Regions from separate parts of the Homo sapiens genome. Here all the other regions are linked to region 3. Evidence: chromatin loops called from intact Hi-C (ENCODE). Cell type or tissue: PC-3. All regions are shown on one strand. Links, peaks and the distances in the headings refer to the core of each region. The heading gives the core; the rest is flanking DNA. Region 1 has its middle 84 kb from the start of RGS17. Region 2 has its middle 36 kb from the start of RGS17. Region 3 overlaps RGS17 (regulator of G protein signaling 17).

Evidence for each region. A loop is a pair of places that touch in the nucleus more often than their neighbours do. Peaks named below come from ENCODE experiments on the same cell type or tissue, not always from the same donor. Only the 100,000 strongest peaks of a DNase experiment are listed, where the experiment ranks them.
Region 1: it touches region 3 in a loop (2.6-fold over the local background); 4 of 110 quality-filtered maps call a loop at or near these places.
Region 2: a loop joins it to region 3, with 9 times the contacts of the local background. A loop is called at or near these places in 2 of 110 quality-filtered maps.

What each region holds. Positions count from the first base shown.
Region 1 is chr6:153,212,128-153,217,916 of GRCh38, reverse strand. No RefSeq gene overlaps it. Among named protein-coding and RNA genes, the nearest start is that of RGS17, 84 kb to the right of the region's middle. In PC-3, for the core only: no CTCF peak of the experiment used is centred there; no DNase peak of the experiment used is centred there.
Region 2 is chr6:153,164,786-153,170,574 of GRCh38, reverse strand. No RefSeq gene overlaps it. Among named protein-coding and RNA genes, the nearest start is that of RGS17, 36 kb to the right of the region's middle. In PC-3, for the core only: no CTCF peak of the experiment used is centred there; DNase peaks (open chromatin) are centred at 3,074 and 3,374; H3K4me3 peaks cover 1,674 bases; H3K27ac peaks cover 2,442 bases.
Region 3 is chr6:153,029,839-153,035,627 of GRCh38, reverse strand. All of the region lies in intron 2 of RGS17 (regulator of G protein signaling 17), which reads left to right. Among named protein-coding and RNA genes, the nearest start is that of MTRF1L, 30 kb to the right of the region's middle. In PC-3, for the core only: a CTCF peak has its summit at 3,145 (motif pointing left); a DNase peak (open chromatin) is centred at 4,147; H3K27ac peaks cover 927 bases.

The sequences.
Region 1 (5,789 bases), core at 1,615-4,114, 180 kb before region 3:
AAGTATGGATTCTAAACGCTCACACTGTAGATGAGGGAAGTTTTATTTTATCTTTTGATTTTTATTTTTTTGAGACAGGGTCTTACTCTTGCTCCCAGGCTGGAGTGCAGTGACTCAATCACGGCTTACTGCAGACTTGACCACTCCAGACTCAGGTAATCCTCCCACCTCAACCTCCCAAGTAGCTGAGATTACAGGTATGCACCACCACGTCCAGCTAATTTTTAAAATTTTTATAGAGATAAGTTTTCACCATGTTGCCCAGACTGGTCTAGAACTCCTGGTCTCAGGGAATCCTCTCACCTTGGCTTCCCAAAGTGCTGAGATTATAGGCATGAGCCACCGTGCTGGGCCTGAGGGAAGCTTTGAATGAGATAAGGCTGAAATTGTGATATAAAATTTATGTAATTATGAAACTATGCCAAAACCATCTTTAAATGACAAAAAATTATGAAGTTGCCTGCCCCAAATTTTGTCCAGAAACTAGAAAACAGCCCACAGATCAGGATTTAAACTCTAGAAAACCCAGGACTATATATACCTAATAAGTTATATAATGAGAAATTTATTGTTCTTAAAATTTTGTCTAAACCTCAAAGCAGAGGAGTAGGTAGGAATTCTGCATTCTAGGGAGTGATCAAGAAGCTGCCACTCCTATCTCTCCAGGGATTGTCCAGCAATGCAACCGGTTGTCACCCTGTCCAGCCCATATCAGCAGAAGACTGAGGTATGTCTAGAAGAAAGAACCTGTGCTGGAAGTAGGTTTTTGGCCTATGGATGAAGAAAAGAGGAGAGATGCTGCCCCCTGCTCACAGAGAGCTCCAAAAGAGGGCTCTCCAAGAGATCTGCTTGAAGAGATGGAAGTTTTCTGTAAGAATGAGAAGTTGGCACCTCCCTCCCTGGCTTGATGTTTATTTCCACACCAGTGCGCCAAAGTCAACTGGTAAAAGAGTTCTTGGGAGAGTTCAACTTGGATGCCCTGGATTTGGTAACCAAGGAAGAAAGGGAAACTTGGAAGCATCGAAATGATGGGAAAGTGGAAGTGAAAAGCAAGCAAGAACAGAATAAACAGACTTCCTCCCACTCTTCTCTGCTGCAGGCCCACTAATGATAGCTGGGGCTTGAGCTGGAGAGAAGGAGAAGGCTTCCATCCGATGTAAGCTTGAACCTGATTGGAAACCTTAATACCTCTAAGTGGATGGATCGGCCTCAAATACTATTAAAGAAATGGGGAAAGGAGAAATAGGCAGAAAATGTTTGAGGGCAAAGAGACAAACACATTTGCTACTTGTACCTCTTTGAGTTTAGTCCATTCAGTAAAATGCAAAGCAAATACAAATTTAGATAAAGAATAGACAGATGTACAACTTAACATATTAAAGTGTGAAGTATCATGAACATATTTATTCCTTTTTTAGTAAATGTTAACTTATCTCTGTTTTTTCTATTTTTTTCTATTAATATGAATTTTATTCATTTATTTCCTAATGTTGAACTATCTTATTAGTTCTATAATGGATGTATTTATGATGAAATCATCTTTTAATGTGTTGATGCACTGTTTGCTAAATTTAGAATTTTTTAACCTTATATTTATTTATAATTAACCTTAATTATTTATAATTAAACTGAACTATAGTTTTATTTTGTTTGTGTTTTGTTTGTATTACCTTATCTTTAGGTTTCAGTGTCAATCATCTAATTTCATAAAAAGATTTTTAAATGTTCATTATTTTTTCCAACTCCAGAGTAATTTTTTTTTTTTTTTTTTGAGATAGAGTTTCACTCTTGTTGTCCAAGCTGGAGTGCAATGGTGCGATTTCAGCTCACTGCAACCTCCGCCTCCCAGGTTCAGGTGATTCTCCTGCCTCAGCCTCCCAAGTAGCTGGGATTACAGGTGCCCACCACCACACCTGGCTAATTTTTTGTATTTTTAGTAGAAACAGGGTTTCACCATGTTAGCCAGACTGGTCTCAAGACTCCTGACTTCAGGTGATTTGCCCGGCTCAGCCTCCCAAAGATTACAGGCATGAGCCACTGTGCCCAGCCTCAGAATAATTTATAAAACACTGCCATAATTGGCTATTGTTCCTTTGTAAAAATAATTTTTCTGAAGTATCAGTTTCTGTATCTTGTGTGGGCAATTTGGTCATTTGTATTGCAAAAATGCAATGCTAAATTGACAAATTCACCATCATAAGGTAATTTTTAACATGGGTCTTAGTAATTGATAAATCAGTCAAGTTTTAAAAAATAAAAAATATTTGAACAACATAAATACCACCGTTTCAAATTTTACAACTTAAGGCCTATAAATGCCTAGATTATGACAGCATTTGTGAGCTAAAGGACCTTTGTCTACTTTCCTGATCCTTCTGTCTGTATCTCTGCACACTCACAGAAGGCGGCCAATGGTGGTGCCTGCCTCTTGACTAAAAGCAGGGAACATGAGATAACTGATTCCACTAGGGGATGATCTACGAACGTGTGAGAATATCCCATGTAAGAGCAATTGGAGAGGGCTCCAACTCCTAAATGCAATTCTACAAATGCCATTAAGATTGTTGCCCTGGTTCTCCCAATGCACAGTAGTACAGCACACAGGCGCTGAGGCTGAAGAGCTGCAAATGGACTTGGAATGAGGAAACAGAAAACCTCATTGCAGGCACATCCTCTTCGTGAGGGCAGTGCCTTGCCTCTGACTGTCAACTTAATGATCACTTCCTCGGGTGTTGGGCCCTTGCGACCCACCCACTCAGGGTCACATCTTCCCTCCAAGCAGTGCTGTCCAGTGAGATTCCTTTCAAGATAACCTCATGCTATGTCCCTTTCACAGGAGTCACATCTGGTCCCGAGACACCTGTATCACTGCACTGTTATCTACAGAACAGTAAATGTCTCTCCATGCAGGCGCCTTTACTCCATTATCAAGCAGAGGCAGCCCCAGCCTCTTGTTTTTATATTTCTCTTAGTGAGAGTCAGTCTCAAACCCTTAAGCTGTCTCATAGACAGAGAGAATAAACATCTACTCTATAAAGAGAGAATATTTTATAAATTAATGTTCTTGGAACTATAGAAGAAAATAAGTGAAAACAGGAAAATCTGAAAAACAGAATAATAAGGGGAAGACTAACTTTAGAACATATTCAAATATAAAGCTACAAAATTCCAATCTTATTTGAAATCAACAGTGTTGTGAGAAGGTCTGGGGCTATTTCTACAAACATCACAGAGTGTGAGTGGGAACCCACAGGAAGAGGACACAGATGTTTCCCATCTCTCCCAATCCCATGGAGACACAAACTTGGGCTGGGCAAGTTACACTTTTATCCTGGAATGTGCTCTGACAGTAAGACCTTACCAGCCTGCTGCTCTCATTCCTGTAGGTTGATATAGATGCTGTCTGGCCAAAGAAGCTGCACAATTGTGCTAGAAGCACCCGAAGACCTTGTGGAAAATTGAAGCCAAGTGAACCCTTCATACCAGGAGGAAGAGAAGCCACAGGTCTCCACTAGTGTGCTGTCAGGCAATGCAGAGAGAGCTATCGGGGATAGCAGGGGACAACTGTCTCTCCACAAATTGGAAGAAAAAGTTCATAAAAAGATCCAAACACATATAGGGATTCAGTACATGATAAAGGTAGAATCCCAAATGATGGAGGAAAGATAGATTACTCAAGCAAACAGTTTTGAGACAGTGAGATAAATACTTGGAAATATATATGTCAGTGGGATCCAAACGATGCCTAAACATAAATAAATTCCAAATGCATCAAACATTTAAATTGTTTTAAATTATAAAACCATGGCAACATAATTCAACATATACGTAAACACATATACATATATACTTGTAGGTATTTTATTTTTAAAATACACATAGAAACACTATGCGCACTCCTCTGCATCCTGCTTGCTTCTACCTAATAATACATGGACACACACAGACATCTCTTGGAAGATTAAACAAGCGACTGATAACAGTGGCTGCTTCTGAGGATGAGTGCTGGTGGTCTTTGAAAGAGAGTCCAGATACTTTATGCCTCTTACAATTTTGTCCCATTTACTTATATTGCACCTTATAAAATAATAAGTAAATTCTTGAGGAAGCAAAAAGAATTCAAGATAAGTGAGTTTTGAGGAACTATATGTTATGGGCTGCATTGCATCTCCGCAAAATATATACCTTGAAGTCTTAATCCCCAGTACCTCAGAATGTGACTGTATTTGGAGATAAGGTCTTTATAAAGGTGATTAGGTTAAAACGAGGTCCTCAGGATGAATCCTAATCCACTGTGACTGGGTGTCATTACAACAGGAGGAGATTAGAACACAGACACGAACAAAGAGAAGACCATGTTGGAAACAAAGGGAGAAGACAGCCATCTACAAGCTAAGGCAAGAGGCTTCAGAAATCAAACCAGTCGACACCTTGATCCGGAACTTCCAGCTGCCAGAATTGTGAGAAAACAAATTTCTGTTTTTTAAGTCACCCACTCTGTGGTATTTGGTTATGGCAACACTAGAAAACTAGTATTACACACACACACACATACACACACACACGTATGTATATACAGATATTTACATAAACGTACATACATATATGCAGTAATGAAAAATTGAAAGCTGAGTTTAATTGGATTTTGTGGTTTTTTTCTGTTGTACTAATTGGAAATGAATGTTTTCTTTAGGATTTATATTAATTCACTAGGATATTAGCATTCTTTACTTTTTAAATAAACTCAGGATATTGTCTTTTTTTTTCTAACACAAATGCTGAGTTTTAAAGGGAAATCACCCCTCATTACCCGGACAAAACAGTTCAAGGAATCATATGGTAGCCTCTGTAGGGCTTTCATAAAATTAATTGGTAATCTCATTATATTCCTTATGGAAAAGACTTTCATTAGTTATTTTTAGACCTCTTAAATGGAGTGGCAATTAACACTCATTTTCACTTCTTTTAATAATCAACACGTGGGAACCAACAGCTAATTGCCAAAGCTCAAGCATCCTGATATACGGCAACTCAAATCTCAGGATTGCCAGAGTCAGAAATAGGGATTCCATCACAGAGTGGATGGGGAGGAGGGGACACCAGAGTGACTTACTAGATATAGAAAAGAGGGTAGGAGCTCTGTTTGGTTTGGAAAACCAGGTATGTCAGTTGTTCTTATTTTTCACTCTGCAGCATCATATTCACAATTTAAAATAACCAACACACAGTGTCCATTTTATAATATACAGTGAAAATGAACCAAGCATGAATATACCATGGTAAGTCATTGAACTCAGATTAGGAAATTTAGATTTTTTTATTGCTTAACAGCAAGATGATTTGAAAGGAAAAACAGGAAGGAGCTACATTTTCTCCTCTGTTGTCCCCCTCTCCCCATTCACCTCTCTGCAAAGTAGACTCCCTTTCCAGGCTCACGGGTTTCCAGAAGCAACTGCACTCCTTGCTATACACCAGACTCCTTCTTTTATTTTCCTCACTCTCAACTTCCAAAATATTTAACATTTTTCCAAGTCATGCTGGACATGATCATTGAGGGATATCAATTGTAAAAAAAGAAATGATGTTTTTGCTGCAGCTTGGAGCTCTACTCATTCATACAGCAGCAAGACAGAAAGGGTTTTTTATTAACTGTTTAAACCTTTGTGATGTTAAAGTTGATAATGAACTTCAATAATGAGGAAGGCATAATCCCTGCCCCCTAGAAGTTAACAATCTATGATATATCATTTTGTTTTATTTATAAAGAATATATTGATATATTATTGCCC
Region 2 (5,789 bases), core at 1,857-4,356, 130 kb before region 3:
CCCCACTATGTGCTACGGAAAGAACCCACACATGCTCCATGGAAGATGGCGGCATTTGGGGAGCTGTCCCAAAGGGGACACTTGAAGCACATTAGAATTCACCAGAAAAACAATGATGGTCAAGAGAGGATGGCATCGTCATCACCACTAAGAGAAAAAGCATCTGACCCCTTCTCCCTTCATCTCTTCTCCAAGTTCTCAACATACGAAAGGAGAAATGGCTAGTGGAATGGGGAGAAGGTAGGGAAGCACAGATAGCACTTTGTCATTTTTGGAAGTTCTTTAGCCAAAGTTGGAAGAGAGGAGCATTCGAATGTGAACATGAGACTGAAGTTTTAAATGGGCCCCACGTGAACTGGACTAAATGATTAAACATGTGCACTCGGTATGGATCTGTTCAGATGTCACTAAGGGATGGGAAAATGAGATCTGAAAGAAGTAAGGGGATAAAATAAAACTATTTCATTTCATATTTGTGCTTAAAGAAATGTAGACTTTTTAAAGAACCAGATGTAAAACCTACTATCATCTTTCAACTAGACAACTATGTTAAATTGCTCCAGGTCTACCAGCATCCACTCTGGTCTCTCTCAAACGTGATTATGAAAAAATTACACCTAATTGTGTCACCCTCCCACCTCTAATTAAAACCCTCCCATTTTAAGACCTATTATTTTTAAGACAAAACGAAATGTTTTTATGTAAACTATGAAGATCTCAATTTGGATTCCACCTAACAACCCAGCATCATGTTTTTCCAACCTCTCTTCCTTTGCTATTTACTCCAGCCTTCTTTCAATCCTTCTTCTTGCCACTGTCTCTCATGCCACAGGACCTTTGCACATGTTCTTCTCCCTGGATTCATCCCACGTTTTTCACACTTAACTCTGAATAATTCCTTGGATCTTAGCTCAGAAATCATTTCCTAAGAGCATCCTTTCCTCTGTCTGCTACATCCTACAATTAGAACTCTGAAAGCATGTGAATCACTCCTTCACGTATTTATCAGAGATGCAATTTTGTATTAGTGTGTGTGTCGTTATTTGGTTATGTCTTTCTCTCTGTGTTTCTTGTCTTCTCCCGACCCCCAACATTGAGCTCTGTGATGACAGAAATGACGTCTATTAGGACTCATTTTTGTGTCCGCAGGTTCCAACACAGTATCTGGCACATAGATATAATAAGTCAATGTTTAATGAATAAGTGAACCACAAACTTTATATATTAGGATAAATAAAAATAATTGCTACTAAATTTATGACCCTAGAATCCATCCATAGCTTTTCTCTTAAAATTATTGTTATTAAATATGCCAATGATCTTAGTATTTCGGTTTCGCTGGTCACAGTCCATAAAAACTTGAAAAGTTCACTCTGAAATCCAAGACATAAACTAGATACCAAGTGTTAACCCTGTAATCTGTGTGCCCCGGGCCACAGAGATGCTGCTCCCTCAACATCCTTAGGTCCTAGAAAGCATTTAGGTAAACCAACTAGGGGAAAAAAAAGTAAAGAGTAGAAGAATACAGACCCACTAACAAGACCAAGCTCCCAATACAAAATGGAAGGGAAAGTATACCAGCAAAAGTACTGCGACAGTGGGTACATAGTAAGTCCTCAGCAAATGCAGGAGGATTCTCACAATTATTATATAGGCATAATGTTTTATTTGCTAATAAATCCTGACCATGTGCAAAATTCAGCTGCAATTTTCTTTGTGTTTAATTTTTAAATAAATCACTGTTTATAAAATTCTGACCAAGTTAATTTGTTTTTTTATACTCTTTATAGCAAACTTGTCTAAGGATCTAACTTTATGGAACTTTTTTTCACATTTTTAAGGAACAAATAGTACACTATGTTATTAGAATTCAGAGACAGTATTAAATTAAATTAATTTATTTTATATTTCTCTCTGGACACAGCTGAACCTTACAAACATGCAACAGCCAACCTGCCCAGCACCAGGCAACACATGGAAAACCACCCAGATTTCTCTAAAATCATTGGTTAAACGAAACTGTCATGGCTCAGTAGTACTTTGTGCTTTTGATACTGAAGCAACGTCAATGCTAGATGAACTTATTCTTAGTGAGAATTTGGCTGCTCACCTCTGGGAATATCATTTGAAAATAACCTAATGTTTTTAAGGTTACTCTTAGTGTGATTAAATAATTTCCAAATGGCTGCTCCAGGGTGAAGGATCTTTTTTTCTTTCTAGAAATAACTTCACCATTTTTTCAACCCCAGAATGTCATCCTCAATGTACAAAATAGATCATAAACTAAAACATTAAAGTAAAAATCAAACCTTATATGTACATCAAAGATTCAGCCTGTGTCAAACAGTGGCAAGCTTTATAAAGAAAGGAAAGAAGAAAGCCAGCACTCTTTGGAATAGAAGTGCTGTAATCCCTTACTAAAAACTCTGATTTAAACATGTGGTCTAAATACTGTAAGCACAGGAGTATCGCACAATTAGAAACATATTTAAGACAAGAATTTTTAAAAGACATGTTTATGCAATTCTGTACTTTACTCAATCTAAAAAGAGTGTGTGCAATCTTATTTATACATTAACCACTATCATGAAAACTATGGCTTAGATATAGCAGTGATAAAGTTTTTCAGTAATTTTTCTTGAGACTAGCAAGGTTAATCATTAGGATTAGTTTACATGAAAATGGCGAACTGCCTCTCTGTTTTTTCTTGAATTTCCATGGTGAGCAATAACCAAAAAAATTAGTATTCCTTCCATGTTATTCACGATTCTCCTATTTCATGACTTTATCAGTATCATTTGTAAAAAGAAATTATGTTTCTGTGGTTACTACTGTGAAAAGTCATTAAACAATGCAAGCAAAAAGCTTAAGATAAAAGCAGCATGCTTTCATTCTATTGCCAATATTCCACCGGTGAAGGCTGCACATCTATCCAAATCATGTGGGGAGGACTGAGATGCATGAGTAGGGTGGAGAAATAGTTGAGACCACTGCCCATTTTATGAGAATATAATGTTCACAACTCATTTTCAGGAAGCCATACTCTCTGTGTTTCAATAACAGTGATGAGTTTGTCCTGAGTCATCCACACTCTTGCCCAGATGTTTCTGTGAGTCAGCGCTTAATTTTTAACAAGTACATTCCGGGAAAACAAACATACAGCACAAGATATTTATATTAATTTTTAAATGTTCATGAAAATCAACATAATATCAAATTACTATAATTTCTAAACAATCTCCTATAATTATGTATAGATTTACTCCACAAAATGATTTAGGCCATCAATATTTTTCAGCACTGGTGGCTGAGGACTCTTGCTGACTTCCTGCAGCTTAGCAGGGAATCTAGGTAACGAGCAGCTTAACAGGACAATTTTGTATTACTCATCATTTTATTCATTCAGTAAAATGACCCCATTCATCCACTGGGGTCATTTTACTGCGATTCCCAAATCATTCAGGGCCACACAGATTTTCGGCCCTTCGTTTCACAAGATAGGAAGCAGAAAAGATTTTCCAACTTGGCTGCTTGCTTAGCAAGATTATAGACTGTTCTGATAAATCATTCTATTCACATTAGGCTGCATGGTCATCTTTTCAAGGCAGTTTGTTTGAGGATCAAGTCATGATCATGAGGAGTTTTTCATAAGTTAGTATGTTCCAATCAATGAAGTTGAGAGATGATAGATTAATGTGGAAAAGAAACCAACGATTATCATTCATATCTACTTAAGTCACAATTACTCTTATAAATGCAAACTATATAATTAAAACACTGCTTGAGAACAAAAACCAACCTCGCTTTATTAGGGTGGTGTGCAAAGGAATATAAACTGAGGCAACAGAGTCCTTTTTTGGGACTGATGCTTAAGATTACAGAATATAGCCAGTGCAGTCTGTTTATGAGAATCTGAAATATTAGGCAAGGCCATGTCACATAATCGTTGAAGGACTGTCACAACCAAAAATGGCTGCCACTTTTCTGAAAAGTCACACTGGGGAAGTGCTAGACCCAGTCAATCACTCTACAGATCTCACACTTAGTGACAAGAACTGCTGAAACTCTGAAAGGAGAAAATTAACAATAGACATAGAAAAACAATTGGAATATTTCAGAAAGTACTATGTTGCAGAAGTACTACTATGAATTTTAGTGGCCCTATTAAAAACCCTCTTCAAGAGAAGACATGATAGAATGTGCAAATTTACTTGATTTTTGTTAAAACCAAGTCTTGGTGAGTTAAAATAGGGAGTCCTCCTAAACTGTAGGACCTTCCTCTTTCTTGTCCTGCTCTATTTACATTGATTGTCCAATAAATAGAGGTTGTACAAGATAGAAATCATGAGATGTTCTGCATAGTTAATACCAGAAGTGGGTTTATAATAATCTGTATATCTATTTGATTATTCCATATAAATACTTAGAACCAGGAAGCTTAACTTGAAAAGTGACTTTATTTAGAATGGTAGACACGTCATAGATAGGTAATTCCTATCCTGCCATTATTTTATGAAATAGAATTGTAAAGAAAATATGTCGTTACAGGAATTCATACAATATTTTTAAGCAGAGGACATTTTCACATCTGCATTTGGAAAAATATTTTTGAAAGACAATACAGAGAGTTTGAAGAGCATAAAACCAATTAAAAGTCTATTTCAATGGACTCGGGAAAGGAACAGCCTAAGACTGGACATCTTATCTGTTTGATCTGTGCCTCAGTCCACCACCACCCCTTATTCTTCCACCACTGTTGGTAAAAATTGAAGTCAAAGCCAAGTAAATAATCATTGCAGCTAAGGTATCTGATATGTTTTGGCTGTGTCCCCACCCAAATCTCATCTTGAATTGTAGCTCCCATAATTCCCACATGTCATGAGAGGGACCTAGCGGGAGGTAATTGAATCATAAGGGTGGGTCTTTCCCGTGCTGTTCTCATGATAATGAATAAGTCTCATGAGATCTGATGGTTTTATAAAGGGGAGTTCCTCTGCACACGCTCTCTTGCCTGCTGCCATGTAAGATGTAACTTTGCTGCTCATTCATCTTCAACCATGATTGTGAGGCCTCCCCAGCTATGTAGAACTGTGAATCAATTAAACTTCTTTCCTTTATAAAGTACCCAGACTTGGGTATGTCTTTATTAGCATCATGAGAACAGACTAATACAGTAGTCATCCAAAGTGTCTAATTAGAGTCAAGACTCATGAACAAGGGAAGGTGATGGGCAGAGAAAAGACCAGCCCCAAACCACATTTTGGAAAGCAAGGCAGGAGTTAGAGGACTGAGGTGCCAGAACTTAGCAATGAGCACTTATTTTTATGTGTTTATACTTTAAGTTCTGGGATACATGTGCAGAACGTGCAGGTTTGTTACATAGGTATACATGTGCCATGGTGGTTTGCTGCACCCATCAACCCGTCATCTAGGTTTTAAGCCCCACATGCATTAGGTATTTGTCCTAATGCTATCTCTCCCCTTGCCCTTCTACTCCCCAACGGGCCCCGGTGTGTGATGTTCCCCTCCCTATGTCCATGTGTTCTTGCAATGAGCACTTTTTAATGGAGGCAGTAGGGAGATCCTGCCTTCAGCTGCTGGTAGAAAAGAAGCTCTCAGTGAGAGATGAGGCCAACTTGAAAAGCAATAGTACAGGTAAGCACTGGTGTGGGCTGAAAGACCCATTGCAAATGTGGTGGGGAAGCAACCACAAATGTGAGTACTTGATGAATTGGAGAACAAAGCACAGTGCCACAATGATTCTGCATGCAGGTGTGGAACGGGGGAAG
Region 3 (5,789 bases), core at 1,692-4,191:
TCAATAATGCAAAAATGAGGCTGACTTCTTTGCTACCCTTATTTATAAAATTTCATAGTTGTGTTACACCTGATTAAATTAAGTATTAACCCTACTTTTGCTTCTCTCATTAAAAGTCTTCATTATTTCTTATGGGCCTAACCTACTGTCTTTCATGGTCTAGGTGTGGTAGACCTATTACAATCTGCCTGCTCTTTTAGGACATGATTCAAGAATTACTTGTTCTGTTTTTGTCAGATAAGACAATCAAATTCACTTTTTGTGAAAATGAAATTGATTTTATAATAATCATGCTGGACTGGGTGCTATAAAATATAGCATGTATAAATGCTATAAAGTCCATATCTTTGTTTCAGACATTAATATGTTACATATTAATGTACATCTTTTTGCATGGGAATATCTGTTCCTAAGTGAAACACAAATTTCTGTCACTGACACTTTGTGTATAAAGCAATATACTTTTTTTTTTTTGTGAGAGAGTCTTGCTCTGTCACCCAGGCTGCAGTGCAGTGGTGCGATCTTGGCCCACTGCAACCTCTGCCTGCCAGGTTCAAGCAATTCTCTTGCCTCAGCCTCCCGAGTAGCTGGGACTGCAGGCATGCACCACCACACCTGGCTAATTTTTTTTTGTATTTTTAGTGGAGACAGGGTTTCACCATGTTGGCCAGGCTAGTCTCAAACTCCTGACCTCAAGTGATCTGCCTGCCTCAGCCTCCCAAATTGTTGGGATTATAGGCATCAGCCGCCGCTCGCAGCCAAAGCAATATAGATTATTTAAAAGTACAGAGCCATTTAACTGCCAATTCCATCGTAATAGTGGAACAGTAACTTCATGTGTTTCGTTCTAGAGGTAGTCTTGCCATATTTGACAATTACACGCAAATTCTAATGGCATGTCTTCCTCGGAAAGCTGACTTTCAAGAGGCTGTATGGGATAAGGAAAGACCCATGGCACTGGAATTTTACAGACCTGAGTACATTCCAGTTTTATCACATGTAACTATGAAACCTTTGGCAAGTTACTTACTACCTCTGAGCCTCGGTTTCTTCCTCAGTAAAATGCGATTAGTCATGTACACAAATCCCTGCGTAATCCTTTATTGATAGGTATTATTTCTGTCCCTTTACAAGTCTCAGGCCCAGAGGAATTTACCAGACTGTGTAGGATCTGGCTATTGCAGGCTTGGCAAGGTTCTGTTTGCATGTTGTCAGTTAAGGTAGCGGATGCTGTTTCTTCAGTCTGTATCACTTCGCGCTTCCCAGCCCTCACATTAATCGGCACAGGTATACGTCAGAGCAGCCCTGGAGCATGCACTGCACAGCTGCAGGATTCCCAGAGTGTTGTAACTTTTATATAGCAGGGTTTTGTTTCTCTACAGATCAAGATTGTTGTCTTCCATGGTGTCTGTTCTCAAGGAAGCCCCGCACATTCATCCCATACGTATTCACACACACACACTAACTGGAAAATGCGAGGGAAAGGATGAATGGGTAGATGAATGAGCAGTCCTGCCAGCTATCAGATATATTTCTGAATATTCACTAACAGGGTTTTAACTTTTTCACTCTCCTTTTTATGATAGGGACCCAGCCTTCTAAAGTCAGAAACTGGAGCTCCAATTGAATTAATGCACTTGACACAAATGATCGCATGCCATTTTAATAACAGTCACACTATTATTGCTCCTAACTAAATAGAAGTCCATTTGGCCTTTTCACATCTAAGATATTTGCTTTCCCATTAAGGCATTCACTTAGTTATAAATTATAGGTAAAATTACAGTGGGTTGAAGGAATAGCTTAAAATAGGATTTTAATCAACGTGAGAACTGAGGTATAGAAGATTCTGATGATTGGCATGTATTTTTTATTTTTATTTTATTTTTATTTATTTATTTATTTATTTTGAGATGAAGTCTCACTCTGTAGCCCAAGCTGGAGTGCAGTGGTGCCATCTCAGCTCACTGCAACCTCCACCTCTGGGGCTCAAGCGATTTCTGTGCCTCAGCCTCCTGAGTAGCTGGGGCTACAGGCGCACGCCACTATGCCTGACTAATTTTTTGTATTTTAGTAGAGACAGGGTTTCACCATGTTACCCAGGGTGGTCTCGAACTCCTGAGCTCAGGCGATCTGCCCACCTTGGCCTCCCAAAGTGCTGGGATTACAAGCATGAGCCACCATGCTTGGCCTGGCGTGTATTATGTAAAGTATATCTTTGTATTCAGACCTGTAATTCTCTTAATTTTAAGGAAAAATAAACTCTGTTTATGCTAAATAAGAAGCTTTGGTCATCTAACTGAACATAAACGTACCGTGTAGATTTCTATTTTCACCATGTAATTACTTGGTAAATGAAGTTGGCATTCCAAATCAAATCAATATGTCCATGAAGGAAATCCAGGCCTTGGGGTTTCAAATGAAAATTGAATATAGATAAAAAGATGGAATTTTTGATACCCATCTTTTCAAACAGATGCGTATATAGAAAGAAATTGGCAACTGAGAGAGAGAATCAGAGAATGAAGAAATTTGTCTTCAGTTTCCATGGGTCAAAAGAAGAAATGAATGTTCACGTACCACCCAAACAGAAATTGAAATAGTGTGGAGAATCCATTCTCAGGATGGCTCTTTTAAAATATTGTAAATTAAAAATATTTCCTACCTATTGGTAGTTAAAACCCTTTTCTAATTTATTTGTTCTAAGAATGTATGACCTAAGTTCTGTATTATCCCAGCATGAGACGGTGGAATGCAAAACGACTTCTTATCGGAAACGATAATGACAATGTTAATAACAGTATGCCTGCCTGTTTTTAAGACTAAAGTATTCCCAAATCAAATGACTTTGGGCCGGGATCTATTCAGAATATTTTGTAAATACCAAAAAGGAAAAATGGTTGCAGTTATGCAAACCTCCCAAGATTAAGTTTATCCTCTTCGAGTTTGATTATTACACTCACCGAAAAACTGAATGACTCCTTTTAGATTCCTTAGAAAGATATAATTATCAAAACTCCTTAAGAGAATGAATAGACTTTTTTTTTTTTTTTCAAATAAGGGTATTTACCCGCAGAAACTTTTTTTCAGTTTTTCCTTTATTCTGACTTGGTTAAAATATTGTATTTATAAAGGTAACACAGCCATCTAGTGGACAGATATTTGATAGCTGATTATTTTACTTGAGTTTAAGTTCATGAAACAAAAGCTTAAGCCAAATGAAATACTTGTTTCATGACACACGGCACATGATTACAAAATGTGGAGTGAGCCTTTAGAGGGGCAACATGGGGTATTTTTAGGCAGGTGTTTTATAACATTTCCAGACACAAATTTCTAACCACTGTTCCCATCCCCACACACCCCACTCAAAACCATACTCTATTATAAAAATGTAGAAATGAAAGAGGTGAAGTTCAAATCATAGGTTTAACATTGAGTTTCTATGTGTCTGAAATGTTGTATATTATGTGGTTACCAGCCCATCTTCTGGTGTCTTTTTGGTTTGGGGTTTTAGTTTTTTTGGGGGGTGGGTAGTCTTTTGTAAGTGAAACATCAGTTCTATTCTCCTTTCCTTGTTGCCCTGTCCTGAAGTTATCTTTGCTAATGGAAGAAAGTCATACTTCCCAGGATGGCCCTCCTCAGCCATAGCAACACCGTCTGCAGTCATTAACGGTGTTACTTTTGTCCTTCCTCTTTCACACTTTGCTGTCAAAACCTTCTATAACAACTCCTTTTTGTTCATCTCAAATTCCAGGGAATTGAGAAGTTACTCTTCATCAAATTCTACTGCAAACTCAGACCTCTGGGCAACAGCTCCTATGGAGTGATAGCTGTGGGATGATACTTAGAGAGGGCATTTATACTCAATGTACTGGATTGTACTAGGAGGTTTATTTTTCCAAACCTTAAGAAAAATCACTTGTGTAAACACTTGCAATACCACAATTAACTCTTCTATGTAAAGAGAAATGGCATTGCAGAGTGAAAATGAGCCTGAGACAGGAAGTCAGAAGATGGGAATTCCAATCCTAGTTCTAATAATTTTGAGTTGTGGGTATTGTGTAAGTCAACCCCAATAACTGTTTCCTTGTAAATAAAACAAGAATGACTAATAACAACTCTGCTGCTTACCTTCAAGGACTATTGTGAGGAGGAAGTGACAAGGTAATGGATGAGGAAGTGTTGTGTAATAATGACAAAGGAGAAGTCTCTATTTACTCAGGTGGAAATAAAAAGCTCTTTGGTAAACTTGGAATTGGAATTTTAATATGCAACCAACTTGCCCTTCCATTCAACTAAGCATCTGTAATAATGGGCCTTTTTGTCACAAGCTTTTATTTTTTGTTTTACATCCTTGTGAAGTAGTTCATTGCCATTATCCCCATTATGAATGGTGAAAACAAAGCATGGAAAGCTTAAACCATCCTAAAGGAGGTATATTCTACATTTGGAGTCCACCTCATCATTTTCTTGGATAACACATACTTTGCTGCCTGTTTTATTCTCCTGCTCCAGCCCTGCAACATCTGATATGTCCATTCTGTTCTACATTTGTATTGTGCCCCTGCATGATTTTATCCCCACTCTGAATGAGATCCCCTTTTTCCAGGTCTCCATCTGGCAAACAACTGCCCATTTTCAACCCAATTTAATCTTTACGTCTTCTGTGAAGCCTTTCTCAATTCTCTTATGCAAAAGCACAGGTACCATCAAGGGTGTCTAAGAAACCCCATATGCACAGTTCTGTCCGAGTTCTTATCACAATGCCATGTGATGTTTATTTACCCGTCTGAGCTCCTCAGTAGCAGAGCCTTTGTCTTATTCACCTTTTATGTCCAACCAGGGAATGTTGCATGAACCAGTGTTTCATACACATTACTAAAGTATTGCTAACTCCTCTAGTATTTACTGTGATATCTTGAATGCTGAAAATGAAGTATTTAAAGAATAATCTACCAATTCATTTTCAGAGCCTGAAGGATGTTGATTTCATTTTTGCACCAGGAACTTTGAGGTAGAAGCTGTTAAATAAAAAGAAAAGATTGATATCACAATGTGAGACTATTTCAATATTGAATAGACTGCTTTTACCAGTGACAGTAGTTCTCTCTTGGAGCCTTGATGTCACACTGTATTAAATTTAGGCATCTTATTGATTCTTCAGTTTAATTTTTCTGTAAATATATGTGCTTTCCTGACCAGCCTCTATCCCAGAGTTACCATGGCTACTGGTAAGTTTTATCTTCTTTGCAACCATTTTAACAGTTTTTCTTAAGAACCAATTGTTTTCCTTACAATAGAAGAGTGTCTTCCAAAATAGACCCTGCGCATATCCATGATGACAGATCAGTAGATAAACTGTATAATTGGCAGCAGGTAATGTTTTTTCTCACTCCACTGTCCACACTCCCCTGTAAACAAACAATCCACCCCCATAGAGAGGGGGCACATTTTCTTAAGTTCTCAAATGTCACAAGTATTTTTCCTCCCTTTTCAAAGTCACTATTTAGAAAATCTCTAATGGGATTTTAAATGCTTATTTTAGTATATTTGGCCAAGGATATTGGCACTTTTCTTCCATAAAGTATTTAAGGTTTGATCAAGACCCTCACAGTGAGCACTGTGTATGTGTTTAGTTCTCTTTGTGGCTTTTATTGCTTAAAAAGTAGAAATGTTAGTTTTAAATGTTACATACATAAAAGTCAGTGGGGGAGTGTCTCTTCTTGGAGAGATATGGGCTAAAAAGAAAAAACAAGACATGTAATCCCAGCATTTTGGGAGGCCAA